2 separate regions of the Homo sapiens genome follow, and region 1 is linked to region 2. Evidence: read pairs that join two places in POLR2A ChIA-PET (ENCODE). Cell type or tissue: HCT116. All regions are shown on one strand. Links, peaks and the distances in the headings refer to the core of each region. The heading gives the core; the rest is flanking DNA.

Evidence for each region. ChIA-PET counts read pairs that join two places held together with the same protein. Peaks named below come from ENCODE experiments on the same cell type or tissue, not always from the same donor. Only the 100,000 strongest peaks of a DNase experiment are listed, where the experiment ranks them.
Region 1: POLR2A ChIA-PET joins it to region 2 with 5 read pairs; 2 of 35 experiments call an interaction of 5 or more read pairs at or near these places.

What each region holds. Positions count from the first base shown.
Region 1 is chr11:88,766,756-88,783,033 of GRCh38, forward strand. The region is part of intron 3 of GRM5 (glutamate metabotropic receptor 5); the gene reads right to left. Among named protein-coding and RNA genes, the nearest start is that of GRM5-AS1, 270 kb to the left of the region's middle. In HCT116, for the core only: no CTCF peak of the experiment used is centred there; no DNase peak of the experiment used is centred there.
Region 2 is chr11:88,879,341-88,895,618 of GRCh38, forward strand. The region is part of intron 2 of GRM5 (glutamate metabotropic receptor 5); the gene reads right to left. Among named protein-coding and RNA genes, the nearest start is that of GRM5, 180 kb to the right of the region's middle. In HCT116, for the core only: a CTCF peak has its summit at 7,667 (motif pointing left); a DNase peak (open chromatin) is centred at 7,651.

The sequences.
Region 1 (16,278 bases), core at 4,451-8,450, 110 kb before region 2:
AAACAGACAACCTACAGAATGGAAGAAAATATTTGCAAACTATGTATCTGACAAAGGTCTAATATCCGGTATCTACAAGGAAGTTAAACAAATTCACAAGCAAAAACCAAACAACCCCATTAAAAAATGGGCAAAGGATGTGAACAGATATTTTTCAAAAGACATACATGTGACCAACTAGTATATGAGAATATCCTCAACATCACTAATCGTTAGAAAAATGCAAATAAAAAACTCAGTGAGATGCCATCTCACCCCAGTCAGAATGGCTATTTAATTTTTTTCTCTTGTTTGATACAGCTGGAGTGCAGTGTCATAATCACAGTTCACTTCAACCCCATCTTCAGCCTCCCAGTATGCTGGGATTAGAGACCTGAGCCATTGTTCCTGGCCGAGAATGGCTATTATGTAAAATTCAAAAAATAAAAGATGCTGGTGAAGTTGCAGAGAAAAGGGAACACATATACACTACTAGTGGGAGTGTAATTCAGCCATTGTGAAAAGCGGTGTGTCAATTCCTCAAATAACTAAAACAGAATTGCTATTTGATCCAGAAATCGCATTATTAGGCATATCCTCAAAAGAATGTAAATTTTCTACCATAAAAACACATGTATGTGTATATTCATTGCAGCACTATTCACAATAGCAAAGACGTGAAATCAACCTCAATGCCCACCAATGGTCGACTGGATAAAGAAAATGTGGTACATGTACACCATGGAATACTATGCAGCCATACAAAAGAATAAGATAATGTCCTTTGCATCAACATGTGTGAAGCTGGAGGTCATTATCCTAAGCAAAGTAATACAGGAGCAGAAAACCAAATACTGCATGTTCTCACTTGCAAGTGTGAGCTAAACAACAAGAACACATGGATACTAGGAGGCGAACAACGGACATTGGGACCTACTTGAGGGTGGATGGTAGGAGGAGGGAGAGGATCAGAATAAATACCTATTGGATCCTATGCTTATTACCTGAGTGGCAAAATAATCTGTGCACCAAATCCCTGTAAGACCCAGTTTACCTATATTAACAAACCTGCACATGTACCCCAGAACCTAAAAAAAAATTAAAGATGCTTAGCATAATTAATCATTAGGGACATTCAAATCAAAACTATGAGATACCACCTTACACCCAATAGGATAGCAACACTATAAAAAGAAAAAAGTAATAACAAGTGTTGGTAAGAATGTAGGGAAATTGGAACCCTCGTATGCTGTTTATAGAAGTATAAAACAGTATAGCTGCTGTGGCAAACAGTATGATGGGTCCTTAAAAAATTAGAAATATAATTTCCATATGATCCAGAAATTTCACTTCTGGGTACATACCCAAAACGTTGAAAACAAGGTATCAAAGAGATAATGTTTACACCCATGTTCAAAGTGTATTATTTGCCACAGTTAAAATGTGAAAGCAACCCCAGTGCCCACTGATGGATGGACGGATGGATAAGAAAACATAATATATGCATACAATGAAATATTATTCAACCTTAAAAAGAAGGAATTTCTTTCATAGCTATAACATGGATGACTTTGAGGAGATAATGTTAAATGAAGTAATCCAATCACAGAAAAGACAAATGATGTATAATTCCATTTATATTAGGTACTTTGAGTAGTCAAAATTATAAAGACAGAAAGTAGAATGGTGGTTACCAGACGCTGGTGGGAGGAGAGAATGGATAGTTACTGTTTAATAGGTATAGAGGTTCACTTTTACAAGATAAAAAGAGTTATGGGGATAGATGGTGGTAAGGTTTGCACAACATTATGAATTTAATACCAGTGAACCATACACTTAACAATGTTGAATATGATCCATTTTTGTTATATGTATGAACCACCTATAAAAATTGAAAAAAAAAAGAGATAATTTAAAAATAGCCACACCTGAAAGGTCATCACACTGGTCCTTATATGAAAGAGACAAGAGAGTGAATGGGGAGAGAGATGGGATGACAGAAGTTGGCATGATGTGAAGAAAAGGCCACGTGAAGGGGTGATGAGGAGTTATTGAAGATGGACCAAAGGATACAGACAGCCTCTGGAAGCTGAAAAAGGCAAGAAAAAAGATTTCCCTCTGAAGGCTCCAGAAGGTGTGTAGCCCAGATGACACCTTCACTTTATACACTGGACCTCCAGAAATGTAACAGAATAAAATTTTGTTGTTTTATGCTTCCCTTCAAACCTCCATGAATAAAATAGCCTCACCAAGGAGTTGCTGGCCTAAGTTAACTTTAGAAATGAATGGAATCTGTAAGACTAGGCTAAAGAAACTGCATGTTAAGTACTGCGCTCTAGTCAATAAATTTGTTTCCCATAGGGATATGGGGTAACAATTCTGATTCTGATATATAAATATTCCTTAAGCAAGGAAGCAAATGAATAGCTCATGGTGGCAGCCAGGTTTTCCACTTCTGGAGTGGGAATTTGTGGATTGGCATGGTGAGGAGATGAGATTGATCCATATGGTAATTGTTTAGACTTGGAGACAACAATAAGAACTCATGTTCAACTTAATATAGATATAGATCGTTACATGTAGAGATATTTATGGACTTGTGTATATACACAGGTCATTATACACACATTTATTTCTTTGTTTTGCCAACTGTTAAGTGTCTAAAAGAAATGGCACTAGAGCAGTAATGAGTATATGCAACACCCAGATCCAGATCTTGATTTCTATTATTATTTTCCAAAGAAAGTAACCAGTGTTGCTTGGAGAAATGGCTGGTTCAGGTGCAGGAAATATAAAAGATGAGCCTGGAGCATGTTGTGGTTCCATTGGGTAAGGAAGCCCTCACAAAGCAACAATAACAGCAACAGCAAGAACAAAATACATTGATGGCAGTATGTCAAAAAGGCACAAGAATCAACTGAAAGAACTCCTAGTGGACAAAGATTGACAATTTGAGCAGCAAAATAGTGCTGGATTTTAATTCTAAGATTAACATCTGCAAGTCCAGACTGATGTGAATAAAAAATCGAATAAATTAATAAGTGGAGGACAATAATCAACGATGCAAAAGAATTCCAAATAAATTATGTAAATGCTTCATCCTAAAGGAGGGAGAGCAAAACTCTCCACTGTTAAGTATGAGCTGTGCAAAGGGACTTCCTTCTAAAGAGTAAAGTATGGAAGTGGGGAGGAGATAGTAAATTTACAGCAGAGTAACCTGGCACACACTACTTCAGTCAGGTGATCAAGGTCAATACCAACAGTTATAAATCATGTTGATAGTATACACCCTGGATATGATGTGATTAAAATAGTACTTTACCTCTGTGATCTACCTCTCTAAAACCCATAACCCTAATTTACCCATGAGACAAATCTCAATTTGGAGACATTCTAAAAAATGCCTGACCTATACTCATCAAAACTTTCAAAGTAATTGAAAGCAAATAAGGTATGAAAAACTGTTACAGCCAAGAGGAGCCTAAGGAGTCCAGATAACTACATGTAATATGGTATACTGGATGCGACCCCAGAACAGAAAAAGGGCATTAGATAAAAACAAAGGGAATCTTAATAAACTATGGACTTCTTAATAAATATTCTCTTACTAAATAATTATGTATTGATATTGTTTCATTAATTTTAACAAATATACTACACTAATGTAATGTGTTAATAATAAACTCTGTGTATGTCAGAGGAAAGAGAGGTAATGTAGGAATTCTTTGTACTATATGCTCAATTTTTTAGTGAATCTAAAACTTCTCTTAAAAATGAAGTTGATTCATAGAAAATCAATTGAACAAATGTTGCTTTTGGTTAATTGATGATATAACTAAATAGTTCCTGTTTTAACCTTGTGGAAAGCAGAAATTGTTGGCTTGGTTATATATTTGATTTATTACTATGTGATGGATGGTATGTGTCACCAAAACTGAACAGAATTTTATCACATGAAAGGAGTAACAGGAATATGCTTCCAGAAAAGAATGTATTCTTGACAGAAATTGATAGGGGTTACATTTTGGGGGCATCTAATGATTTAAATCTTTTATGACACATGTATTACTAGAATTTGTCAGAACGTTAATCTAAGTACAATCATGTGATAATGTATTCGGTTTGAAACAGAATAACAAAGGGGCATTTGTCACTTAGCGTCAGAATGGATTCCTGGACAGATATGACCATATTGCCACTCAGCAGTAGCCAAGAAATTTAAATGACTTTTCCTCATTTTTTAGTCACTTAAATCAGACATGTATCCCTTACTACATGGCAAACCATGTGCTTAAGAAAAATAATACTTGATAAAATCAGAAAACAAACATCTTAATATGTAGCTAATAGCATAGACAGACAAGGAAATATTTTTAGAGATCACCTAGCCCTGGCCTGTCGAGTATGGTAGCTTCTAGCCCCTTGAATGTGGCTAGCAGGAATTAAGACATGCTTGTATTAGGGTTCTCCAGAAGGATAGAACTAATAGGATATATGTATATATGAAAGGAAGTTTATTAAGGAGAATGGGCCCAGACGATCACAAGGTAAAGTCCCACAATAGGCCATATGCAAGCTGAGGAAAAAAGAAGGCAGGAGGGGCTCAGTCTAAGTCCAACAGCCTAAAAGTACGGAAACTGACAATGGAGCCTTCATTCCACGGCTGAAGGCCCAAGAGTCCCTAGCAACCCACTGGTGTAAGTGCAGGAGTCCAAAGGCTGAAAAACCTGGAGTCTGATGTTCAAGGGCAAGAGGAACAGATGGGAGCATGTAGCATGGGAGAAAGATGAAAGCCAGAAGACAGCAAGCAAGCTTCTCCCACCTTCTTCTGCCTGCTTTGTTCTAATGGGCGCTGGATGGTGCCCATCCACATTGAGGGTCTTCCTCTCCAGTCCACTGACTCAAACGTTAATCTCCTCTGGCAACACCCTCACAGACATACCCAGAAACAATACTTACAGCTATCTAGGCATCCTTCAATCCAATCAAGGTAACAGCTAACATTAATAATCACAATTATGTGAGTGTGAAATACACTCATGGTTTTGAAGACTTAGTACCAAAAGAGAAAGCAAAATAGCTCAATAATTTTTATATAATCGGCATACAGAAAAGTTTCATCTCCCTGAACATCTCCCTCCATTCCCATGGCAATCACTGGTTTGTTCTCCCTCACTATGGTTTTGTCTTTTTGAGAATGTCATAAACATGAAATCATGTAGTTTGTAACCTTTGGAGACTGACTTCTTTTACTCAGCATACTGCCCTTGAGTTGCTTCATGTATCAACGCTTATCAATCTTTTTTTTTTTTAACTGAGCAGTATTATGTGTGGATATTCCACTGTTTATTCACCCATTGAAGGACATTTTGTTTTGTTTTACTTACTGTATCTTGAAACTCTTAACATTTTATTTTAAACATAAAGATATCTATTGAAACATTATTATTGCTCTTAGTTTAAATTCAGGACTAATATGTGATTGGTAAAAACAAAAATGAAAGCAAAAAAATGTAAAAGAGAAGAAACAAAATGTGGGTTCACTCCTCTGACCCTCAAATACACATGAAGGCAGTAAGAAGCTCTTAACCGTTTTCTTTGCCTCATTGCAGACTTGCTTTATTTCTTACATTCCTTTTTGAAAACTCTTTTAAATATCAATCATGTACTTTTTTTATTTTTTTTTTACTATCTGGCCCTTTATTTATTTTTATTCATTTTTTATTTTATTGTACTTTAAGTTCTAGAGTACATGTGCACAATGTGCAGGTTTGACACATAGGTATACATGTGCCATGTTGCTTTGCTGCACCCATCAACTCATCATTTACATTAGGTAGTTCTCCTAATGCTATTTCTCCCCCAGCCCCCCATACCCCTACAGGCCTCAGTGTGTGATGTTCCCCGCGCTGTGTCCAAGTGATCTCACTGTTCAATTCCCACCTATGAGTGAGAACATGCGGTGTTTGGTTTTCTGTCCGAGCGATAGTTTGCTGAGAATGATGGTTTCCAGCTTCATCCATGTCCCTACAAAGGACATGAACTCATCCTTTTTTATGGCTGCATAGTATTCCATGGTGTATATGTGACACATTTTCTTAATCCAGTCTATCATTGATGGACATTTGGGTTGGTTCCAAGTCTTTGCTATTGTGAATGGTGCCGCAATAAACATATGTGTGCATGTGTCTTTATAGCAGCATGATTTATAATCCTTTGGGTATATACCCAGTAATGGGATTGCTGGGTCAAATGATAACTCTAGTTCTAGATCCTTGAGGAATCACCACACTGTCTTCCACAATGGTGGAACTAATTTACACTCCCACCAACAGTGTAAAAGCATTCCTATTTCTCCACATCCTCTCCAGCACCTGTTGTTTCCTGACTTTTTAATGATTGCCATTCTAACTGGCATGAGATGGTATCTCATTGTGGTTTTGATTTGCATTTCTCTGATGGCCAGTGATGATGAGCATTTTTTCATGTGTCTGTTGGCTGCATAGATGTCTTCTTTTGAGAAGTGTCTGTCTGTTCATATCCTTTGTCCACTTTTTGATGTGGCTGTTTTTTTTCTTGTAAATTTGTTTGAGTTCTTTGTAGATTCTGGATATTAGCCCTTCGTCAGGTGGGTAGATTGCAAAAATTTTCTCCTATTCTGTAGGTTGCCTGTTCACTCTGATGATAGTTTCTTTTGTCATGCAGAAGCTCTTTAGTTTAATTAGATGCCATTTGTCTATTTTGGCTTTTGTTGCCATTGCTTTTGGTGTTTTAGTCATGAAACCCTTGCCCATGCCTATGTCCTGAATGGTAATGCCTAGGTTTTCTTCTAGGGTTTTTATGGTTTTAGGTCTAACATTTATGTCTTTAATCCATCTTGAATTAATTTTTGTATAAGGTGTAAGGAAGGGATCCAGTTTCAGCTTTCTACATATGGCTAGCCAGCTTTCCCAGCACCATTTATTAAATAGGGAATCCTTTCCCCATTTCTTGTTTTTATCAGGTTTGTCAAAAATCAGATGGTTGTAGATGTATGGTATTATTTCTGAGGCCTCTATTCTGTTCCATTGGTCTATACATCTGTTTTGGTACCAGTACCATGCTGTTTTGGTTACTGTAGCCTTGTAATATACTTTGAAGTCAGGTAGCATGATGCCTCTAGCTTTGTTCTTTTTGCTTAGTATTATCTTGGCAATGAAGGCTCTTTTTTGGTTCCATATGAACTTTAAAGTAGTTTCTTCCAATTCTGTGAAGAAAGTCATTGGAAGCTTGATGGGGATGGCATTGAATCTATAAATTACTTTGGGCAGTATGGCAATTTTCACAATATTGATTTTTCCTATCCATGAGCATGGAAAGTTTCTCCATTTGTTCATGTCCTCTTTTATTTCATTGAGCAGTGGTTTGTAGTTTTCCTTGAGGAGGTCCTTCACATCCCTTGTAAGTTGGATTCCTAGGCATTTTATTCCCTTTGTAGCAACTGTGAATGGGAGTTCACACATGATTTGGCTCTCTGTTTGTCTTCATGGTGTAGGGGAATGCTGTGATTTTTGCACATTGATTTTGTATCCTGAGACTTTGCTGAAGTTGCTTATCAGCTTAAGGAGATTTTGGGCTGAGACAATAGGGTTTTCTAAACATACAATCATGTCATCTGCAAACAGGAACAATTTGACTTCCTCATTTCCTAATTGAATACCCTTTATTTCTTTCTCTTGCCTGATTGCCCTGGCCAGAACTTCCAACACCATGCTGAATAGGAGTGGTGAGAGAGGGCATCCCTGTCTTATGTCGGTTTTCAAAGGGAATGCTTACAGTTTTTGCTCATTCAGTATGACATTGGCTGTGGGTTTGTCATAAATAGCTCTTATTATTTTGAGATACGTTCCATCAATACCTAGTTTACTGAGAGTTTTTAGCCTGAAGGGCTGTTGAATTTTGATGAAGGTCTTTTCTGCATCTATTGAGATAATCATGTGGTTTTTGTCCTTGGTTCTGTTCATGTGATGGATTAGGTTTATTGCGTATGTTGAAGCAGCCTTGCATCTCAGGGATGAAGCCAACTTGATCGTGGTGGATAAGCTTTTTGATGTGCTGCTGGATTCAGTTTGCCAGTATTTTATTGAGGATTTTTGCATTGATGTTCATCAGGGATATTGGTCTAAAATTCTCTTTTGTTGTTGTGTCTCTGCCAGGCTTTGGTATCAGGATGATGCTGGCCTCATAAAATGAGTTAGTTAGGGAGGATTCCCTCTTTTTCTATTGATTGGAATAGTTTCAGAAGGAATGGTACCAGCTCCTCATTGTAGAATTCGGCTGTGAATCCTTCTGGTCCTGGACTTTTTTTGGTTGGTAGGCTATTCATTATTGCCTCAATTTCTGAGCCTGTTATTGGTCTATTCAGAGATTCAACTTCTTCCTGGTTTAGTCTTGGGAGCGTGTATGCGTCCAGGAATTTATCCATTTCTTCTAGATTTTCTAGTTTATTTGCATAGAGGGGTTTATAGTATTCTCTGATGGTAGTTTGTATTTCTGTGGGATCAGTGGTGATATCCCCTTTATCATTTTTTATTGCATCTATTTGATTCTTCTCTTTTCTCCTTTACTTGTCTTCCTAGCAGTCTATCAATTTTGTTGATCTTTTCAAAAAACCGGCTCCTGCATTCATTGATTTTTTGAAGGGTTTTTTTGCGTGTCTATCTCCTTCAGTTCTGCTCTGATCTTAGTTATTTCTTGCCTTCTGCTAGCTTTTGAATGTGTTTGCTCTTGCTTCTCTAGTTCTTTTAATTGTGATGTTAGGGTGTCAATTTTAGATCTTTCCTGCTTTCTCTTGTGGGCATTTAGTGCTATAAATTTCCCTCTACATACTGCATTAAATGTGTCCCAGAGATTCTGGTATGTTGTGTCTTTGTTCTCATTGGTTTCAAAGAACATCTTTATTTTTGCCTTCATTTCGTTATTTACCCAGTAGTCATTCAGGAGCAAGTTGTTCAGTTTCCATGTAGTTGAGCAGTTTTGAGTGAGTTTATTAATCCTGAGTACTAATTTGATTGCACTGTGGTCTGAGAGACAGTTTGTTGTGATTTCTGCTTTTTTACATTTGCTGAGGAGTGATTTACTTCCAATTATGTGGTCAATCTTAGAATAAGTGCAATGTGTTGCTGAGAAGACTGTGTATTCAGTTGATTTCGGGTAGAGAGTTCTGTAGATGTCTATTAGGTCTGCTTGTTTCAGAGCTGAGTTCAGGTCCTGGATATCCTTGTTAACCTTCTGTCTTGTTGATCTGTCTAATATTGACAGTGGGGTGTTAAAGTCTCCCATTATCATTGTGTGGGAGTCTAAGTCTCTTTCTAGGTCTCTAAGGACTTGCTTTATGAATCTGGGTGCTCCTGTATTGGGTGCATATATATTTAGGATAGTTAGCTCTTCTTGTTGAATTGATCCCTTTACCATTATGTAATGGCCTTCTTTGTCTCCTTTGATCTTTGTGGGTTTAAAGTCTGTTTTATCATAGAATAGGATTGCAACCCCTGTTTTTTTTGCTTTCCATTTGTTTGGTAGATCTTCCTCCATCCCTTTATTTTGAGCCTGTGTGTGTCTTTGCATGTGAGATGGGTCTCCTGCCTACAGCACACTGATGGGTCTTGACTCTATCCAATTTGACAGTCTGTATCTTTTAATTGGGGCATTTAGACCATTTACATTTAAGGTTAATATTGTTATATGTGAATTTGGTCTGGTCATTATGATGCTAGCTGGTTTATTTTGCCCATTAATTGATGCAGTTTCTTCATAGCATCGATGGTCTTTACAATTTGGCACATTTTTGCAGTGGCTTGTACTGGTTGTTTCTTTCCATGTTTAGTGCTTCCTGCGGGAGCTCTTGTAACGCAGGCCTGGTGGTGACAATATCTCTCAGCATTTGCTTCTCTGTAGAGGATTTTATTTCTCCTTCACTTATGAAGCTTAGTTTGGCTGGATATTAAATTCCGGGTTGAAAATTCTTTTCTTTAAGAATGTTGAATATTGGCCCCCACTCTCTTCTGGCTTGTAGGGTTTCTGCTGAGAGATCTGCTGTTAGTCTGATGGGCTTCCCTTTGTGGGTAACTTGACCTTTCTCTCTGTCTGCCCTTAACACTTTTTCCTTCATTTCAACCTTGGCAAATCTGACAATTATGTGTCTTGGGGTTGCTCTTCTTGAGGAGAATATTTGTGGTGTTCTCTGTATTTCTTGAATTTGAATGTTGTCCTGCCTTGCTAGGTTGGGGAAGTTCTCCTGGATAATATCCTGAAGAGTGTTTTCCAACTTGGTTCCATTCTCCCCCTCACTTTCAGGTACACCAATCAAACGTAGATTTGGTCTTTTCACATAGTCCCATAGTTCTTGGAGGCTTTGTTCATTTCTTTTTACTCCTTCTCTAACCTTGTCTTCTCGCTTTATTTCATTAATTTGATCTTCAATCATTGATACCGTTTCTTCCACCTGATTGAATCAGCTATTGAAGCTTATGCATGCATCACGTAGTTCTCATGCCATGGTTTCCAGCTCCATCAGGTCATTTAAGGTCTTCTCTATGCTGTTTATTCTAGCTAGCCATTCATCTTATCTTTTTTCAAGGTTTTTAGCTTCCTTGCAGTGGGTTCAGCATCCTTCTTTAGCTTGGAGAAATTTGTTATTACCAACCTTCTGCAGCCTACTTCTGTCAAATCGTCAAAGTCATTCTATGTCCAGCTTTGTTCCATTGCTGGCAAGGAGCTGCAATCCTTTGGAGAAGGGGCACTCTGATTTTTAGAATTTTCAGCTTTTCTGCTCCAGTTTCTCCCCATCTTTGTGGTTTTATCTACCTTTGGTCTTTGATGTTGGTGACCTACAGATGGGGTTTGGTGTAGATTACCTTTTTGTTGATGTTGATGCTATTTCTTTGTGTTTGTTAGTTTTCCTTCTAACAGTCAGGTCCCTCAGCTGCAGGTCAGTTGGAGTTTGCTGGAGTTTCACTCCATACCCCATTTGCCTGGGTATCACCAGTGGAGGCTGCAGAACAGAGAATATTGCAGAACAGCAAATATTGCTGCCTGATCCTTCCTCTGGAAGCTTCGTTTCAGAGGAGCAGCCACCTATATGAGGTACCTGTCGGCCCCTACTTGGAGATATCTCCCAGTTAGGCTACACAGGGGTCAGGGACCCACTTAAGGAGGCAGTCTGTCCATTCTCAGAGCTCAAATGCCATGCTAGGAGAACACCGCTCTCTTCAGAGCTGTCAGACAGGGACGTTTAAGTCTGCAGAAATTGTCTGCTGCCTTTTGTTCAGCTATGCCCTGCCCACCGAGATGGAGTCTAGAGGCAGTAGGCCTTGTTGACCTGTGATGGGCTCCGCCCATTTGGAGCTTCCTTGGCCACTCTGTTTACCTACTCAAGCCTCATCAATGGCGACACCCCTCCCCCAGCCAGGCTACAGCCTGGCAGAGTGATCTCAGACTGATGTGCTAGCAGGGAGCAAGGCTCCATGGGCGTGCGACCTGCTTAGCCAGGCATGGGAGAGAATCACCTTGTCTGCCGGTTGTTAAGACCTTGGGAAAAGCACAGTATTTTGGCAGGAGTGTCCCGTTTTTCCACATAGTCTGTCACGGCTTCCCTTTGCTAGGAAAGGGAAATCCCCCAACCCCTTGCGCTTCCCAGGTGAGGTGATGCCCCACCCTGCTTTGGCTCACCCTCTGTGGGCTGCACCCACTGTCCAACCAGTCCCAGTGAGATCAACCAGGCACTTCAGTTGGAAATGCAGAAATCACCCGTCTTCTGCATCGATCACATTAGGAGATGCAGACTGGAGCTGTTCCTATTTGGCCATCTTGGAATGCCCACTGCTCTTCATTTTTATGTTGTTATTAAAATACTTAAAACTATGAATTGGCTTATATTTGAGTCCTCTCACACTATAGTTTTATTAGACAACATTGGTCTAGTCTAAGTTGCTTTTTATGTAAAGAAAGAACCTATGGCCCAGAGAACTTATGATCAGTGCCAGGTCCTGTCTTTAAGTGATCTGGATATTTTTAAACAAAAATGTTTCTCTATTTAACTGGGGAGAAGAGTTTTTTCAAGTTATCTATCACTAAGAAAATTTTCACTTAGGCTTCATGAAGTTCAAATACATTTTACATAACATTTTCACTGTTTTCTACTCAAGGAAGATCTTGGCCTACTGCCCTTCTGGGTTAAATAAAATGAGCTACCATTTATTGAGTGCTTATGCCATGTAGACCAGTGCTGCAATTTGTATAATAAATAGCTTACATAATTTATTATTGAGTTTAATTCTCACAAAAATCTTTTATAGATGAAGAACCTGATGCTCAGAGAGCAATTTGCTTAAGCAACCACATTAATCAGAATGTGGTAAACATAGTATTTAAATGGGGTTCTTGTTCTAAAGCTTGTGTTCTCTCCACTGTTCTCAACTGCTTCTGAACACATGAAGTTATTTGTGTAAGCTGCTACAGCTGTCAATAGGAACCCTGTAAGGATTATTTAGCCTTTCACAGCTGTTTGGGATTAGTAAGAAGTTGATATTCCTTCAATTCTTCATCTGGCAGAACCTAGCATGGTAATATTTGCTCTAAAGAAAATAAGAATCTCTCATATTTTTTTCCTCTGGTGCCTGGAATACATCAGACTCCGCTGGGTTTAGAGGATCATACTGCAACAGAAGTTAAGGAGGAAGGAGCACCGTCGAGTCTAGATAAGTGCTCAGTTTTCCTGCTGTTTAGCAAACCCCCAATTATCTGAAAATTTCAATAACAGAATTTTTTTCTGTGCTCTTTCAGAAACAAGAGGAAATGACATCAAAGTTTTCTAATTTCAGAATTAAAGAAATTAATATACTCACACACACACCCTCATACCCACCCACGCACAGAGCTATACAGGAGATTCATCACCCTTGGAGCTGCTGCTCCTCCTCCTAAGTTCTATATTGCAGCTAAAATTTTTCCTTATTTGGATTCTTAGTCACCGAAAAGCAAACACCAGAAATCATCTGATTCAAATGATCCATTTTCACCTCGTACATCAACACTGTTGCTAAGGTCGGTGAATTCCAACTCCATGATGTTTCTTGCATCCTTCCCTTGTTCTTTGTCATGGCAACTGCCCTAGTCACTGGTCCCATTCCTTTTTCCTGGATTAGTGCCCCATCTCCCTCTTGTTCACTATGTTCCAGTCATTTTGTTTTTCTTTAATCTCCTCAGAATCCAGAGCTATGCCCTGTGCCTGGAATGTTCTCCCCATGCCCTCTTTGGCTAAGTCTGACTAATTTTTCAGATCTCAACTCTTCTGCAGAATCCCTTCCTGACCTGCACAGATGAGGGAGGTCTTCTTTTAATAGGCTCTCATGGTATCCTGTTTTCCTTGTGGCACTTACAATGATAACAATTAATTGTACAATCATATCCTTAATAGCTGTCTTCCCTGCTGGAATGCCCTTAAATATTATGCTGGGCTGCTTTATACTACACTGTGCTGCTTTTTTCTAATAAACAATTTCCTGTATTACTTCCATTGGGGCATCTTTGAAAATTTCTAAAATATTTATAAATGCAACAAGTGCTTATTCATTTATTTCTAACTCCCATTATAGATGGTTGAGAACATGAGTTTATAGTCATGACTTAACACTCCTCTTCTTAGCCTCCCTATATAAGGCTGATCAAGCTGCCGTTACGTTTTATGATGTTGGGAGAGTACCTTAGCTTGTGGGTGAGTCAATCTTCTCAACTGAAAAATGGGGATAATAATAGTACTGAACACTTCAGAGCTTTACAGATAAAAGTAAATCAGGTAATATTCAGATGAAAGTTAATTCAGATAATATATTTGAGGGTACAAACAAAATGTCCATGAAAGTTGGCAAGTATTAATTTACATTTCAGGGGTATCTGTATATTTATTTATTCATTATTTTTATTAAAAAATGTTGTAAAGATGGGGGTCTCACTATGTTGCCCAGGCTGGTCTCAAACTTCTGGCCCCCTACATCAGCCTCCCAAAGTGCTGGAATTACAGTCACGAGCCACCATGCCAGACCCTGTATATTTTTCCTATTGAAAAAGTGTTCAGTATAACTTCTCAGAAGCAAATTCCAATTACCAAGGGGAACAGCTCTCAAGTGTGAGACAAATTTGCATCCTCCTTTGATCTATTCATACATTTCATTTCTGTAGTCATTAAACATGGCTTTTTTTTTCCACTAAGAAATCTTTAAACTTATTGAAAATAACCTCAGGCTGATCCTAGTCTTTCTTAGTAACTGTACATATGGCATATAGAGCTGGAAAAACACATAAATTAGACAATAGAGAAGCAACCAAGCTGTGTTTTATATATATACATATATATGTATATATATATATATATATATGTATATATTTGGTGTATCCTTTTGTGCAGAGGCTTATTTTGAAGAGCATGTGGGAGAGGAAGTGTTTAAGAAAATAAGAATGAAGGGAAAGAGAAAATTCAACATCTGTAAGACGCATGTATGTGATTATCATAACTGGGCATGTCTGACTCTAAAGAGTATTAAAATATGCTCTGAGAATCAGCAGCAAAGAACTGGAAACACTACATAAATGGAGATGGACCTCACAAGATACATTCAAGCATCCTAATTATACAGGTACACATCTTTCATTTGTTCAAAGATATATTCAGGACCCAAACTACTGTATTCAGACCTCTATGCCCATATTTATGTCTGGATGTACACTTAAAGGAGGCAAAGGCACGGTGCAGTACTTTGCTCAGAATTTCCAGGCAGGCTGATTGTCCTGGCTATGATTCCAGTCATCATAAATACATTTGATTCTCACAAATGGTTCCCTGGTTGCATCCAGCAGGTCCATTTGTAAGGCAAGTAGTTAGCTTGTTCTGCTGCTCTGTGACTTTTTGAAGAGTTCCTGCATTCCTGCTAAGCATGAACAAAGCAGGAAGACATTAATGTGCTGACCACAATCTCCTCTGGCCACCTCAGGGAAACTAGCATCATGGATTAAATCATTTCTTTGCTAAATGACACCTGTTGAAACTGACAAGCCAACAAAGCTGAGATCCCATGCTGAGCAGAAGAATTACAAGCAATGGGGCTGCCCACAGCATTGCTGCATGACAGTGGGTGACTGAGAATCACATTAACACAGTAGTGAATTCACACACTTGATTTCCAAGCATTCCTCACATGCTATCCTTCTTGGGTGTAAATTTTGCATTTATTCATTGAAAAGTATTGTGATTCATAAAATTATAATTTTTATTATAATTTGGATTCTCTACAGACTTTGTTACTGTATTGCATGGTATTTATTAATATGTATATTATTAAATCTAATTTTTTTACAAAAGCTTTTAAAACATGAATTTCTAATAAGAAAATGACAATTCTTCTAGAAGTAGCAGTGATAATAATAACAATAATAATAATAATTGCTGTATTAGTCTGTTTTCACACTGCTGATAAAGATGTACTTGAGACTGGGCAATTTACAAAAGAAATAGGTGTAATGGACTTACAGTTCCACGTGTCTAGGGAAGCCTCACAATAATGGCAGAAAGCAAGGAGGAGCAAGTCACATCTTACATGGGTGACAGCAGGCGAAAAGAGAGCTTGTGCAGGGAAACTCCCATTTTTAAAACCATCAGATCCCATAAGACTTATTCACTGTCACAAGAAAAGCATAGCAAAGACCTGCCCTTGTGATTCAATCACCTCCCACGGGGTCCCTTCCACAACACATGGGAATTCATGATGAGATTTGGGTGGGGACACAGTCAAACCATATCAATGGGTAACTTTTACTAATTGCATATTTTTTTGACATAAACTTCCATATCACCTTATATATATTGGCTTATTTAAGATTGTCCCTGTTATAAATGAAGCTTTAAGTCTCTGTTCTTTGAAAATTGGAAAGCTTTAGGTTTCACCATGTTATGGAAGAAAAATTGTCTCTGTGAATATAATTCCCAAATAATTAAAATATCAATTCACATGGTCCAAAGCTGACGGGTTGTTGTTCTGGCAGGTTTCAGAGGAAACATCAATAGTGATAATGGCTGAACTCATTCATGGACCACTCACTATATATGCCAAGCCGAGTGCTAAGCCCTTCACAGATATTATTTACTTTTATCCCGGCAACAAATGTATTAGTTAAAAATTAATATTGTTTCCTTCTGACAGATGACAATTGAAGTTTGGAGATTAAGCTATTTGCTAAGGATCACCATGCTAGATTGTGGCAAAACTA
Region 2 (16,278 bases), core at 5,581-9,580:
ACAAGAAAATAAACAATTCAATTTTTTACATTGGGAAAATTTTAAATAGAGATACCATAAAAGAGCTTAAGTCTTTAAGTTAGATATTAATATTATATTAATAATTAATAAAAAATGGCAATGCTAGTAGAAAAATGAATAATGGACAATAGCAAATTTCAAAAGAGAAATTTAGAGTAATAAATAAATGTAAGAAAAATACACACATTAAAAAAGCTGGTGAGAAATCTACCTGTAACCAGTCTCCTTCCCTTTCTTTATTTTATAATGTCAGCCATATGTTTCCAAGATTTTCATCACCTTTCTGTATTTATATGAGCATATTTTTCCTTGATTAATATGAAATAATTCCTGAGTAAATATTTTTTACCTGTTTATTTTATCTAACTTTCATCTACCTTGGTAGATGAAATGATCAGTATGGCAAGCATTATCAGATAATCTGCTTTTAGTACTATGAGGCTCTCAGCAGATTGCCTATAGAGCTGAAATCACAGCTCTTTCTTTGCAGCAAATTTTCAGTCTTTATTAAATATTACTTAATATTTCCATTAGGATGGAAGGTGGGGTGGGAGGAAACAAAACTAAACACTAGCCTTATTATAGAGAAATAGATGCATGTATTTAATGAATAAAATGAATAAGCCTTTAATGAAGTGGTTTGGGTACACAGGGAATTTCTGGAGAAATGCTTGAGATTTCAATATGAAAGACTGGAGAGGAGATGGTATGAGAATTTTGACATGAGCCAGCCAAGTCTTAGACAAGAATAGAAGCATCTTTTGCTAGGCATGAAATAGACAGCATGCAATTTTTGGCTGTTTGATTGCCAACAAAGAACGCTATGAGGCAGGGAAGAGAGAGAAAAGGAGCATGAAATAAAGGAAAAAGAAGGTCTTAACAGAAACAAAAATGTGAAGAGCAAGCAATGCGTAAATATTAGGTAGAGCACATGAATAAATAAAATGGAATTGCAAATATGCATTGAAGAGATTATGGCAATAGGAAAAAAGTGAGTAAAAACTGTACATTTTGTATATTTCTCTAACTCATATTATTCATTCATTCTACCAATATGTATTAGTCAGCTCTTTTGTGAATAGGACCCCAAATTGGCATAGTTCTATATAAGAATAACATACACTGAATTAACCTTATAAAAAGCCTTCCTTATATTTACATTTAAACAACAACCCTGGAATACAATTCTTTCCTCATTTTAAATTTGAAATTTCTGAATTACTTTAAAGTTATTTCTGAGCAAGAACTTGGTAGGAGGTCTCCTGACCCTGGTCCATTGTGTTTCCCACAAAACCATTTGACTTATATCATGACAAGACATGTGGCTTCAAAAATTTGTTATCCTATCGGGAAATCTTAAGCAAATAGAATGTTTTAAAGGAAGCAAGATTTACTGACAAAGGAGAGGTACGAACAATTAAGTGTGTTGGGAAGTGTCTAGACTTTAAAGTCTTATTGGATTGGGTTCAATTCTATTTCTGCACATACTATTTGTGTAACTTTACACAAATTACTTTAACACTCAGTGTACTGTCTGGGGAAAAAATTGCAATACCTATCTTATAGAATTGTTGTGAAATTAAATAGTTAATATAGGTCAAGAAGGACACAACACTGACCCTAAATAAATGACAGGAATTATGGTAAAAGGTAATAACATTGTATATTACAGAAGTCCAGGAAAGCCTAAATGAAGGTGGTGTTTTCTTTGATCCCTTAGTAGGATTTATATAGTCAGGGGAAGGACATTAAGTGACATGTATTTTTCAGTGTAAGCTTCAAATTTAAAAAAAAAATATTATTAAAAATAAGACTGTGTTAACTCCATCTCATTTTCTTTTAAAGGAATCCTCTTAAAAACTTTAATTTTTAATGGATTTGAGACTTTAAAAGTTTGAGACTGTCATAATGATTTTAAACAATTTCTTTAAAAATGTTACCATGCTCAACCATAATAGGCCTAAAAAAAAAAAAACTGTCACCTTGATTTCTTCAACTATGATGATCAACAAGAGATGAACTTGATGGATTTAATAACTGTAGAAAGTTACTTGGCAGAGGGCAAAAGATAAACATCTTCTGCGATAAAATAATGATATTAAACTATAAGATATCAAAAGAATCTGAAAACTTAAAAAGCAAGTTAGTTTGGTTTCAGTTATATGGAATAGCAAGCAAGCACGTATTTATTTTCTCTTCACTAGAAGAAAAGCAGTAACTCTTCAAAAAGATGAAACCGAGTTCAAGTATAAATGGAGACTGTAGTAACAAAGGATGAAAACCATGTGAACTCAGTTCTCTTAGACTTTTCTAGTTCTCATTTAAATAGTGGCCATTTGTTTTGCTCTTGCTAACTTCAGCTTCAATACTCCAATTTCCTATGGGAGACTTTCAGGTTTTGTGAAACACAAAACAGAAAAAAAAATCCTTATTGTTCTGTGAAAATTACAAACTAATTATTTAAAAATTTTGAATACAAATCATATCCTACTTAAGAAAGAATCCAATGGCATAATAAGTACTTATATAAAACTGAGGCTTTGGAGTTCTTAGAAATTTTTCATTTTCTATACAAAATACAAATCAGAATTGATGGAATGCTGGGCACGTTGGCTCACACCTGTAATTCCAGCACCTTGGGATGCCAAGGTGGGCAGATCACTTGAGCTCAGGACTTTGAGACCAGCCTGGTCAACACAGGGAAACCCCATCTCTACTAAATATACACAATTAGCTGGGTGGGGTAGCATCTGTAATCCCAGCTATGCAGGAGGCTGAGGAAAGAGAATCGCTTGAACCCAGGAGGTGGAGGTTGCCATGAGCTAAGATTCTGCCACTGCACTCCAGCCTGAACAACAGAGTGACACTCTGAATCAAAATAAGTAAGTAAATAAATAAATAAATAAATAATAAAAAGAAAAATATCATGCCTGTAATCCCAGCACTTTGGGAGGCCAAGGCGGGTAGATCACGAGGTCAGGAGATCGAGACCATCCTGGCTAACACGGTGAAACCCCATCTCTACTAAAAATACAAAAAAAAAAAAAAAATTAGCTGGGCGTGGTGGCATGTACCTGTAGTCCCAGCTACTCGGGAGGCTGGGGCAGGAGAATGGCATGAACCCAGGAGGTGGAGCTCGCAGTGAGCCGAGATAGTGCCACTGCAGTCCGGTCTGGGCAAAAGAGCGAGACTCTGTCTCAAAAAAAAAAAAAAGAATTGATAGAATGAAATTCACCTCTCATTCAGCCCCTTGTAAAATTGTGTGGAGACTACAATTTATTTATTATATTAATAAATATGTCAGGCTATCAATAGCTAATAATTTCAATAATTTCATTGAATTCAAGATCAAACAGCTGATGTTATGTTTATTATTATTATTAATTATTTGTATTTCCATATGACAAGGTTTGGCTGTGTTCCCACCCAAATCTCAAATTGTAGCCCAAATAATTCCCACGTGTCATGGGAAGGACCCAGTGGGAGGTAACTGAATCATGAGGGTGGGTCTTTCCCATGCTTCTCATGACCGTGAATAAGTCTCACAAGATCTGATGGTTTTGTAAAGGGGAGTTTCCCTGCCTATGCTCTCTCTCCTGCCTGCCAACACGTAAGACATGACTTTGCTCCTCTTATGCCTTCTGCTATGATTTTTGAGGCCTCCCCAGCCACATGCAACTGTGAATCCATTAAACCTCTTTCCTTTATAGATTAACCAGTCTTGGGTATGTCTTTAATAGCAGTGTGAGAACAGACTAATACAGTAAACTGGTACTGGTTGAGTGAGGTACTTCTGTAAAGATACCCCAAAATGTGGAAGCAACTTTGGAAGTGACTAACTGGGAGACAATGGAACAGTTTGGATGGCTCAGAAGAGGACAGAAAGATGTGGGAAAGTTTGGAACTTCCTAAAGACTTGTTGAATGGCTTTGACCAAAATGCTGATCATGATATGGACAATGAAGTCCCATTCAGGTGATCTCAGATGTAGATGAGGAACTTGTTGGGAACTAGGTCACTCTTTCTATGCAAAAAGACTGTGGGCATTTTGTCCCTGCTTTAGAGATCTGTGGAACTTTCAACTTGAGAGAGATAATTTGGGGTATCTGGTGGAAGAAATTTCTAAGCAGCAAAGAATTCAAGAGGTGACAGGGCATAAAAGTTTGGAAAATTTTCAGCCTGATGATGCAGTAGGAAAGAAAAACCAATTTTCTGGGGAGAAATTCAAACCAGCTGAAGAAATTTGCATAAGTAACAAGAAGTCAAATACTAATCACCAAGACAGTGGGGAAAATGTCTCCAGGGCATATCAGAGACCATCATGGCAGTCCCTCCCATCACAGGCCTGGAGGCTTAGGAGGAAAAAAATGGTTTAATGGGCAGACCCCAGGGCCCACTTGCTGTAGGCGGCCTCAGGACATGGTGCCTTGCATCCCAGCTGTTTCATCTGCAGCCCCAAGCCTTGGCAACTTACACATGGTGTTGGGACTGTGGGTGCACAGAAGTCAAGAATTGAGGTTTGGAAACTTCCATATACATTTTAAAGGATGTATGGAAATGCCTGAGTGTCCAGGCAGAAGTTTGCTATGGGGTCAGGGCCCTCATGGAGAACCTCTGCTACAGCACTATGGAAGGGAAATGTGGGACTGGAGGCCCCACACAGAGTCCCCACTAGGGCACTGCCTAGTGGAATTGTGAGAAGAAGGCCACTGTCCTCCAGAAACCCAGAATGGTAGATACACCTATAGCTTGCACTGTATGCCTGGAAAAGCCACAGATACTCAATGCCAGCTCATGACAAGAGCTGGAGCCCTACACTGCAAAGTCACAGGGGCAGAGTTGCCCCAAGACATAGGAACCCACCTCTTGCATCAGCATGACTTGGATGTGAGACATGGAGTCAAGGGAGATCATTTTCGAACTTTAATGACTGTTCTATTGGATTTTGGACTTGCATGGAGCCTGAAGCCCCTTTGTTTTGGCCAATTTCTTCCATTTTGAATGTGTATATATACCCAATGCCTGTACCCCACTGTGTCTAGGAAGTAAGTAACTTGCTTTTGATTTTACAGGCTCATAGGAGGAAGGAACATGCCTTGTCTCAGATGAGACTTTGGACTGTGGGCTTTTTAGTTAATGCTGAAATGAGTTAAACCTTTTGGGGACTGTTGGGAAAGTATGATTGTGTTTTGAAATGTGAAAGGGACATGAGACTTGGGAGGGGTAAGAGGTAGAATGACACAGTTTGGCTGTGTCTCTACCCAAATCTTGAATGATAGCTCCCATAATTCCCATGTGTCATGAGAGGGACCCAGTGGGAGGTAACTGAATGATGAGGGTGGGTCTTCCCTATGCTATTCTTGCGGTAGTGAATAAATCTTATGAGAGCTGATGGTTTTATAAAGGGGAGTTCCCCTGCACATGCTCTCTCTCTTGCCTGCTGCCACATAAGACATGACTTTGCTCCTCCTCTGCTTTCCGCCATGATTCTGAGGCCTCCCCAGCCATGTGGATTTGTGAGTTCATTAAACCTTTTTCCTTATAAATTACCCAGTCTTGGATATGTCTTTATTACCAGCATGAGATCAGACTAATATACCATATTTGTCCTTAAAATTGAATAATATTTCCACATTTCAAAATTTCCACATTACTGCCTTAACTGAATTACTCATTCCTAAGATCTGAAAAGAAGCCATTTTTTAAAATAATATTTTATTTATATATGTTTATAAATGTTTCTGAATTTATATATATTATAAAATGAGGTACATCCCATTCTTGTTTTATCCTATTTTTTAGGCTCTAGTTTAAATCAGTTTAAATATATAATTGTTATGTTTTAGATCTTCCATCTACTGAACCACAACTCAATGTGCAGAAAGGAAAAAAATACAAACCAAGATTAAATCCTCTGAAGCATATGTTTTATAAAGACACAAGTGGCAACTCAATAAAAGTATTATGATTATTCCACTTAAATTTCATTATAATTAGAAATCCTTCTATAGAAAAATCCATTGAGAACTTTGATTTTTAAATTACAGTCATCATTAGTAAAATTTCTGAATTCTATAGTAGGTACCATGTTTTTTTTTTTTTTTTTTTTTTTTTTTTTTTTTTTTGGTAAACCAGCTGTGTTTGAAGCTGGGAGTTAGGGGACTTTAGAAAGGTATTTAAATAGTACAGTATCCCTCCTTAAAAAGTTTTTCAGCTCCAGTAAGAGAAACAAATTAATATATAAATAAGGTTTCCACAGATAACCTGCCTTTAAAACAAACCAAACCAAAGAGGCAATATGCAGTTCTCATAAAAAAAAATCTCCAGTCTCTTTGATATAGAAGTTAAAAAGAAATCACTTAGGGAGATAGCAAGGGTTTGGGAATCCTCAGTCACACTTTTTACCTCATGAAAAGCAGCCCCAAATCATTTACTAACAAAGAGCAGCCTGGAAAGTTGAGCTGCAGAGGTAGACAAGTGAGCTGAGAGCTTGCACAGGTGAATGTTGGCAGGAACTGAGGACTAGACATTTTCAAGATGGCAGCTCCATTCTTCCCTTCTCTGCCAGCCATGTATACTGTAAAGAGCAGACGAGATGGTGCCGATCAACTGGAAAGCCTATTTGCATAATAAGATTAAGGTGGGGTGACCAGCCTTCTCTGCACTCTATGTAAACATCATACCTGATCAAACCAATCTATGAGCCCTGTATAAATCAGACACTGCCTCCTCAAACTGGACTATATATTTTGGTGCATTTGCAGCCAGCCAGTCCTTTCCACTCAGAGACCTGTATCTCTATAGAGAAAGCTGTTTCTCTTTCTCTTCTCTTCGGCCTATTAAACCTTTGCTCGTAAACTTCTCATATGTGTCTGTGTCCTAAATTTTCCTGGTGCGTGATGACAAACCCTGGGTTTACACCCCAGACATAGCTGCTTTATAATGGGGGCTCGTCCGGGATAACAACATACAACATTCATCGAGATGGTGAGTAGAGGAGCAGACTCCAACTCTGTCCTTTTATTCTGAGGCCCTTGGCTTCCATTTTAGAACCAGATCAAACCAAATACGGGGCCCCTTTCAGCCATTTAAAAATAATTAGCATGGCTGCCAGCCTTACAAGACTTGGGGGACAGGATTGCTAGGGAGAACATGGAGCATCCCCCAGTACCCATGGGTCACTGGGCATACTGGCCCTGTTTGAACCAGCTTCCTTTCACTGAGGACTTAGCTGTCATGTGGGGCTGGAAGAAGTCCTGGTGTACCTGAGGATTTCCGGCCAGGGTTACCACCATTGTTATCCAAAGGTATTTGGACGGACCCCAGCCTCTGACTACCCTGATGAGATGTCGGCAACAGAATCTCCAACTTTTTATCATAATTTCCTCCTTTCCTGTCTGCGATCATCATATCTATTTCATCCTCTCTGTGTATGCAATGTATGGGAAATTTTATAGTTCAGGGAGGTAATCTTGTTTGGCAAGATCAGGGAATGTCATAGTAACCAGCGATATAGCTCAAGGGAAGGCATCTTTGTGATTTTCGAGGAACAGAGGGTCACCCTCACCACAGGGAGCATCTCTCTCTGCCCTTGGTCTGAAAAGCACATGACATTTCAAGGCCAACAGCCCCACCTAGTGGAATAGGGATCTTTTCCATGAGGCACATCGTTGGTCCTTTACCCAAACACTCTAGCTAACCAATTCTCTCCCTTTTTGCATCCCTCTACTAGACACCATGCTTTATGCTGCTTCTGTTAACAGGAAAACTCTAGCTTCAACAATTAGGATTAAAATGTCTTCTGGAACCAAATGTTAGTTCTTGATACTGTCCCATCAGCAGGAAAATTGCCATTTAGTCCATACATTTTTAAGACACCTATTCTGCCTCCAATTAGAATGGTACTTAATTAGTAAGGGGATTTTAAGTCTGGAAGTTAACCAGAACCATTCTCTAAGGGAAAACGCTTTAGTACAGCCCATAATATCAGGTATAGATTTCAGTCTAGCCCCTCCATTAAAGAGGGCTTGCCCAACTATTATGTAGTTTTTTTTTTGAGATCTATTTTTCAGGGAGCCAGACAGGTCACACAAGTCTAGGAAGTCAAAGGGAAATCACAGGCAGAGGACAGAGGACTAGAGCCACTTGGGTGAGTGTGACAAACCCCAATCTCTAAGTGCCTCTGTTTCCATAGCTGGCAGTCATGCCTGCAACTATGGGTGGCATGTTCAACAAGGTGCCGGGACCCAGGAACCATGGAAGGAATATAGCAAGGGGAATGCCCCCACTGTCTTCCTCTCCACTCTGTCACACGAAAAGGAAGGAGACTAAAGGGATACTTTTTTGTCATTTCTCTTTCTAGATGGGTACCATATTCAGCCTGCACTCCCCTGGAGTGCATTCTGAAGCACAGGGACTCCTCTTAACCAGAGACTTTAAAGAAAAAGCAGCTCATTTTCTTTTGCACAAGGGCATGGCCTTTTTACTAGATCCTTGCAAGCACTGCAAAATGAATCCAGCTCTTTTAGCAATCATATCAGGCAGGCCAAAAGAGAATAATTCCCCAAAATGAGAAAAGCAACTTCCAGGGGAACCACCCGAGGCAGCTATTGTGTGTACCAGCCCTTCCAGTCTGCCTTAACCGGGGCCACCTCCAACCATGCCACCAGTTCTTCTACCTCCACCATCTCTAAAATTTTCCATTCCATCACCTTCTCACTTACCCCTACAGAAAATACATAATTGAGGTGATGCCACCAGGATTCAAGTACCCTTCTCATTGCAGGACCTCAGGCAATTAAAGGGAGACTTAGGCCAATTTTCTAATGACCCTGATAGGCATATAGAAGTTTTCCAGAATTTAACTCAGGTATTTGACCTCTCATGGAGGGATGTTATGTTGCTCCTAAGCCAAACCCTAACTGCAGCTAAAACAGACAGCTCTGCAAGCAGCAGAGAATTTCTGAGGTGAGCAATAGGTCTCCTATAGTAGGCCAAATGGGAAAAGAGAAGATAGAGAAAGTGAAGAAACAGGGGAAACACCATTCCCAGCAGGAAGAGAGGCAATACCTCTTGAAACCCTAATGGGAAGCCCCAGACTCTTCTATGGTGTTTTTCCTTTTTTCACTGTTTTCAATGGCCCTTTTATGATGTTCATTCAACCTGGGAGAAGTTAATTTACCCAAACCTTAAAATGCTTGGCTTACAGTTGAGCTGGGGGAGAAAGAAAACCCAGAAGCATGACATGCCGGCAAAAAGGTAAAAGTTTTTTTTTACTAGTTGGGTTTTTGGCTTCTCTATCCCTGTGCAAACCGGTAAAAGAAATAATAAGGATCACTATTTATATTTTCTGAAAAGTTTTAATTAATGAGAAAGGATTTGTGAGGTTGGCCTTAAGTTGTAGACAATCTGGTGTGCTTTGTGTGTCTTTCTGTATGGTTCTGTCCAAAGAAAAGTTACTTTAGGTTAGGATGCAGACCCAGGACCCCCTAAGCCTGCTGTTCAAGCCAGCCCAACAAAATGATCAGTAACAAACTTGGCTAAAGGCCTCCATCTTGCTTCTTGTCCTTGGGAACATGACCTGTAACCATGTGGCGAATAATTTGTTTTAGTCTCCACCATTTTACAATGTTTGCTGACTTCTTATGCTAAGTCAGTTTCTGGGTAATGGCCACAAAATCAGATAAGCCAGTTTGTCAATAAGGGAGCTGCCAGCTGATTGATCAAGGGCAGGGTTTACAAAATATCTTAAGCACTAATCTTGAGGGCTAAGTTAAGAGATGGTCAAAATCTTGTAGCCTCCAGCTGTGTGACTCCTAAGCCATGGATTTTAATCTTGTGGCTAGTTTCTTGGTCTAGTACCCAGGCAAGAGGAAAGTATATTTTAAGAAAGGGCTGATATCATCTTTGTTTTAGAGTCTAAACTGTAAACCAGGTGCCTCCCAAAGTTGGTTCAGCCTACACCCAGGGATGGACAAGGACAGCTCGCAGGCTTGAAAAAAAATAGAGTTCTTTGGGTCAGATCTCTTTCACTGTCTCAGTCACAATTTTGCAATGACAGTTTCAAAAGCTGCTTATCACCCCTTTAAAAACACCTTGTACACTCACTGTTACATCGTAACATAATTAAGGCTTGTTGGTTTCACCTGTGAGGTTACTTTTTGTAAAGTTCAGAAGCTGAAAATCTTAACTGCTTGGCATAGCTAAAGTTGAGTAACAGTGGATTTAAAGGGATTTTGTTAAAGAGTGCTCAGCTTAATTAAAACTGGGTATTCAAGTAATAAATATATTTAAAAGGCCTTTATATTTTTCTCTTCTTGGATCTTGTTTTCTGGAAAAAAATTTTTATTTTTCTCAGTTGACTAAATCATCTTTCTCCATTTTATTTCTTGACACTCTTAATGCATGTGTGAGAGGCCCTAAGATAACTTCTGGTAGTCCTTGGGAAAAACAGAGGAGGTGCCACAGACCCCATTGTGGGGAAAAAAGCAAACAAACAAACAAAAAAAACCCTTTCTTTTCCTCATGAAACCCCAGGAATTAAGAGCAGATAGTGCCCTCTCTAAATTAAAGGTTCTGTTCAGTTTTGCTTTGTGTGTTCTGACCATTTTGAGTTTTGGGTGTATCAAAATACTTCACATTAGGAGAGAGCTTTGATGTGTAATAAGTAGGCAGGAAATACACTTTAAGGGATGGCAAATAGTAGTTATAAATCAGAGAAGCATGCTCTTGGCCACCTGAAAGATATGGAAACATCCCCACATCCCCACATCCCCACCCCCGACTGAGAGATGATACTCCCATGGGGGATAAAGCTGATTAGCTTTGGGTTGCCTTACAATGAAATACATGGTAGAAGCAATGCACTGTTTTCTCCCATAGTATCTCCCTCCTTTAGGGGACCAAAAATCTAGTATAAAATGGCACACTTAATTTTAGGGATCTGCCTTTGCCTTCAGCTGTGCCTACTTATTAGGCCCTAAAAATGCATGCTACCTGGCCCAGTTCCACCAAAGGCTCCACCCTGAAGCCAGTAATCCAATTAAGAAACTGACAAATGAAAACTCTTACAAGTGCTGAATATTCTGTTTGTGTTGCTATATATGTGTTGTGTGTAATGTCTACAATAAGAGCTCTAATTAATTGGCTTAAAAAATAGTGCTTAAATCAAATATGTTTTAGTTCATGTGACTTTAATTTTTAAGAAATAAAAATAATCTTAAGGATTATTGGTAAAATGCAAGGGTCATCAAAATCCAAATAGGTGGTCTAAATCGTAAAACAGATACTAGGTTTGCTAAATGTTCAAAGGTTGTATACTGCCTGATTTTCAGATAAGTAAGGCCTGGGACACATGGAGTTAGATGCTAGAAAGAGTCAGATCTTATATGCATTTCTGCCTGGGTCCTAGGCTCCACGCCTGGTACATAATTAAAATTGCTTACTAACCAGGTTTCTCAACAAATGTAAAACTTGCTAAGAGTTAACAGTGCAGCATGTATTTGAGATCACTGAACAGTTTTAAAGGCAAGGTGTATAAAAACAGTAAAATGTGTTTTTTAGTAAAGGATTATAAGAAACCATAGAAATATAAATATTGCCCAGGGATGAGGAATTATCTTAAATTTGATAAGATAAAGCTACAGGTTTAAGCATGTTGTGGAAAGATGGTCTTTTCATAAACTGAGCATTGAAATAAAAGCACTGTAAGGCTGTCTTAAGCCACTAATCTGCCCTTTAGCAAAATGGGTTATAAAAAAGGTTTGTAAGGATTTCATCTCATGGTCAAATTGGTTAAGATTAGATGGAATTGTCTTTAGGGTGGCATTTAATCAAATTGGGGTTAACATTAATAAATTAACGCAAAGGTAAAATTTGGCTTTGAGCAGGATTTTTATGTAATAGTAAAGGCTTATGAAAGGTTTTTGCCTTTTGAGTCATCATTTTGGCAAAATAAGTAATTTATGACTATCTGGAATTCTATTTCATAACATCAACTGTTTTAAACCTCTAACATTTAACAGACATACCAAAATCAAACTTCAAGTTTCGAAATTGTCTTTCCTGATGCGTGGCTTTCTAGATTGTTCAGGGGGCCCCTGAAACATTCAGAAAATAGGTGAACAGGATTATTTGACATGTTTAATCACATTGGGATTGCCAAAATGATGTCCAGTCTTAACTTATATTTTTGTGAATAATACCAATATATGTTCCAAAATTGTATGGGATTTCTAAAATTCTAATGTCTCATAATTAATTTTAAAATTATTGTAAACCACGGAGATAACTAAACTTCTTTGTCAGTCATGTTTTTAACTGTAACTACCCTGAAAATTTTGTCACTTACAGACAATTGTTATCTTGCTATGTTCCTTCTCAAAAGATGGGATATAATCAAGCTATAAGACTTTAACAGCTGTTCTCAAATGCAGATTTCCAATAGCTTTGAAGATTGTAACATTGGAAAAAATGTACAGGACTCATGAAGAACTGAAATGTTTATGAATATCAAGTGAAACAAGAGTTGTCTTAAATGGATTGTGCTCAGAAAGCTAAAGCAATCTTTTTGACTTTTGCTTAGAATATTGCTGATCCTTATTTTGTTTTTCAGAGTCAAGGAAACTTATTTTGAACTATGTGCAGCCTTTAATAATTAAGTAAGTTATACTCTTGTGAACAAAATTCGGAGCAGGTTTGTTTCTCTGTACCTGGTTCCTCTAGAATTTGGAAACCATCTGTGAGTAACCTTAACTTACGGCAATATAGTTGTTTGCATCAGTGCCACAAGAAGTCTTTTTTTTTTTTTTTTTTCAATAAGACACAATTAGAAAAACTGGTTATTTTATCAAAGCTTTGACAGGAAGTGTATGCTTCCCCCTTTAAAGAGTCAATCTCAGCTTGCAGAGCTGATAAAAGCACCTTGGGGAAGACTGGCCTCATACCTTGTCTACACAGTCCCTGGACAGGTTTCTTAATCTGTAGTCAGTAAAGAATGTCACTTTTTAACATGTCCAGGACCTCCAAGTTTATCTTGGGACCTTAAGTGTAAAGTATTTGGGGATAAAAACCCATTGCTGAACTTGGCTTGAAGAGGTATTATCTGAGATTCCTTATGGAACAGAGTTCCATCAAAGCCAACCCAAAAGGCCTATGTAGGGATAATTATTCTTGCTGCACTTTATGCAAATATTCACGCCAAGTATAAGGCTAAAGTTTATTCTACAAAGAACACAGTCCTATCATAATTTGTTTTTACCAAAAATGAGCAATGGAGAGAGAAATTGTGCTCCAAAGCTTATCATACATTTGTCATTAAATCCTAGTCACAATAATTGTTTTTAAGCTTTTTACCTACATTTTAGACTAACCCTGCTTATTTCTGTGAATCAAGTGGTGATCTCCTGCAGCTTGGAAGAAACAAAGAGAGATGGGTAATGTGAAAATCTGGATAAATATGCTAGTTCTGGGCAATTATTCTGCAAATTCTGCCAGGTAATGAAAGTGAGTAGGGTGCCCATAACCCAGAGGTTTATTTGTTTGGGAAAATAAAGCCAAGAAACTTCATAGACTCCCCAAAGGGAAATTCTGTATCTTGGCAGGTAAAACTTTAGATGAAAATTATCTACTACACCACACTTGCAGAAATTGCTATACTCCCTCTACTATTCACAGTAGGGCTATACACAGTAGCACCTTCTAACTGGAATATCAGACAGAGAGTTTCCACTGCTGTAGTATTTTGCTTAATTATTATCCTTACAGGAGGGATAATAGTCACCAAAAAAAAAAAAAGAAAAGAAAAAAGAAGTATGAAAGTTTTACTATCACTGAATCTGCTAGAACTTCTTATTGGGTTTGGTAATGTCACACCCTGGCTATATACAAAGGATATAAAGGAAAAAATATTTTACATAAGAAAGGATCTTGTATGATAAATACTTCTCCTAAAGAGAACAGTTGGTTGTTTAAAAGAGGGATGTTTAGGAGAAGTCAGAAGATTTGAGCATGTTATAGATGGTTGTGGAAGTCATGAAAAGATTACAAGGATGGTAAATACCTGTCCTAAAAAGAATAGTTGGTCGTTTAAAAAGAAGGATGTTAGGACAAGTTTAAGCACGTCTTAGATGGTCTGTTGAAGTAATGAGGGAATTAATACTTACAGGAAAGATTTAGCCAAGGTTAACACTAAAGTTACTCTAGCTACCCAAATCCAATACCACTTATTCAAAAAAGAATGTTACTTGTATATTAATATTTCAGCAGCACCTGGTGGAGGAAAACCAGTATCACAACCCATTGGAATGACTGACAGCAATTAAACTCCAAATGGAGCTTTAGACTGAACAACACATGGATGCATCTTTCTTCCAGGAACCCTTAGATCGAACCAAGAGGAGCCCTAGCTGCTGTTCCCCACATGACGTCCCTTTTCAGCAGGAAGTAGCCAGAAAGAGTCATCATCCAACACCCCTTAACAGCAGTTAGGGTTACCACTCCAGAGAGGGGAATGATAGAGGAGTTAAGAAGAAATCACTTAGGCAGATAGCAAGGGTGTAACAGTCTTTGGTAATGCTTTTCTTTTTAATGAAACACAGCCCCAAATCATTTACTAACAAAGAGTAGCCTGTAAAGTTGACCTGCAGACATAGACAAGCAAGCTGGGAGTTTGCATCGGTGAATGCTGGCAGAAACTAAGCACTAGACATTTTCAAGATGGTGGCTCCATCTTCTCTTCTCTGTTAGCTATGTGTACTCTAAGGAGCAGACAAGATGGTGCTGATCAACTGGACAGCCCATTTGCATAATAACATTAGGGTGGGGAGACCAGACTTCCCTGTGCATTATGTAAACATCATACATGATCGAACCAATCTATAAGCCCTGTGTAAATCAGACACCGCCACCTCAAACTGGACTACAAAATTTGGTGCATTTGCTGTCAGCCAGTCCCTTCTGCTCAGAAACCCCTTTCTCTATAAAGAAAGCTGTTTATCTTTCTCTTCTCTTCTGCCTATTAAACCTCAGCTCCTGTACTGCTTGTGTTTGTCCGTGTCCTAAATTTTCCTGGCGATTGACAACAAACCCTGGGTTTATACCACAGACAATGTAGCTGCTTCATCTTGAGGTCTGCCTATGGCACTAAGGTACTTTCTCTTTGGTCCCACCACTGCAATTTTCTAACCTGTGTTCTAGTGCCTCCCAGGCACTAATCTTCAGAATTTCAGAACTTTTTTCTGGCTGTGTGCTTGAACTTGGAACTTAATGGCAGAATCGGTTTTATCTTCACTGCTTGTTTGTTCCTATTCCTGTTTGTGTTCTCCTCAAAAAATCATATGTTAAAATCCTATCCCCAAAGTGAGAGTATTAAGAAACGGGGATTTGGGGACAATATTAGGTAATGAAGACAGAATCCTTATGAATGAATTAGTACCCTCATAAAAACAGAAATGAAAGAACACATTTTTTGTCTCTCTGCTCTCCCCAACATGAGAATACAATGTGAAGATTGTCATCAACAAACCAGGAAGTGAAGCCTTTCCAAACAACAGATTTGCTGCCACCTTGATCTTGGACTTCCCAGCCTCCAGCCTGTGAGAAAAAATAATATCTGTTTTTGAAGCCACCTGGTGCTATTTTTGTTATAGTAGCCTGAACTGACTAAGAGAGTAGACAACAGTGGTAACTCTGGATTAAAATATACATATTACTGGAATTAAGTTAGTGTAAATTTGAAGCAGACTGATAAATTGAGATATATATTGTAAGCCCTATTGAAACAATTAAGAAAATAACTAAAAAAGTAAACTAATTAAAAAAAGACTGAGCTGATTTTTCATTGTAGAATTCAATTGTTTTGGATGGGGGAAAGTGATTTGTAACACATAATTAAATAATTACAATCTTTTTGAAATAGTTTCCTCATCAGTAAAGTGGAGGTAACCCTACATCCTAGTTAGGCTATAAAGAATGATGAATATAAGTTTGGCAGTAGACAAGTTGGAATTTTTAACCTCAACTTGTAGCTTTGTGACTTCAAGTGCATCACTAAACCTTAGGCTGTCTCTTTAACTGTAAAGAGGGAACAATAACCATGATCATATCTTAAACCATTATAATTGAATAATATAGTAAAAATTTTGCACAATCAACGATGAGTATTAACTATCATAATTGGATTGTGAAAATATTTATAAACTCTGAAGAATTTATTACTATTGGTATTCATTATTTTTCCCCACAAGCTAATCTGATTAT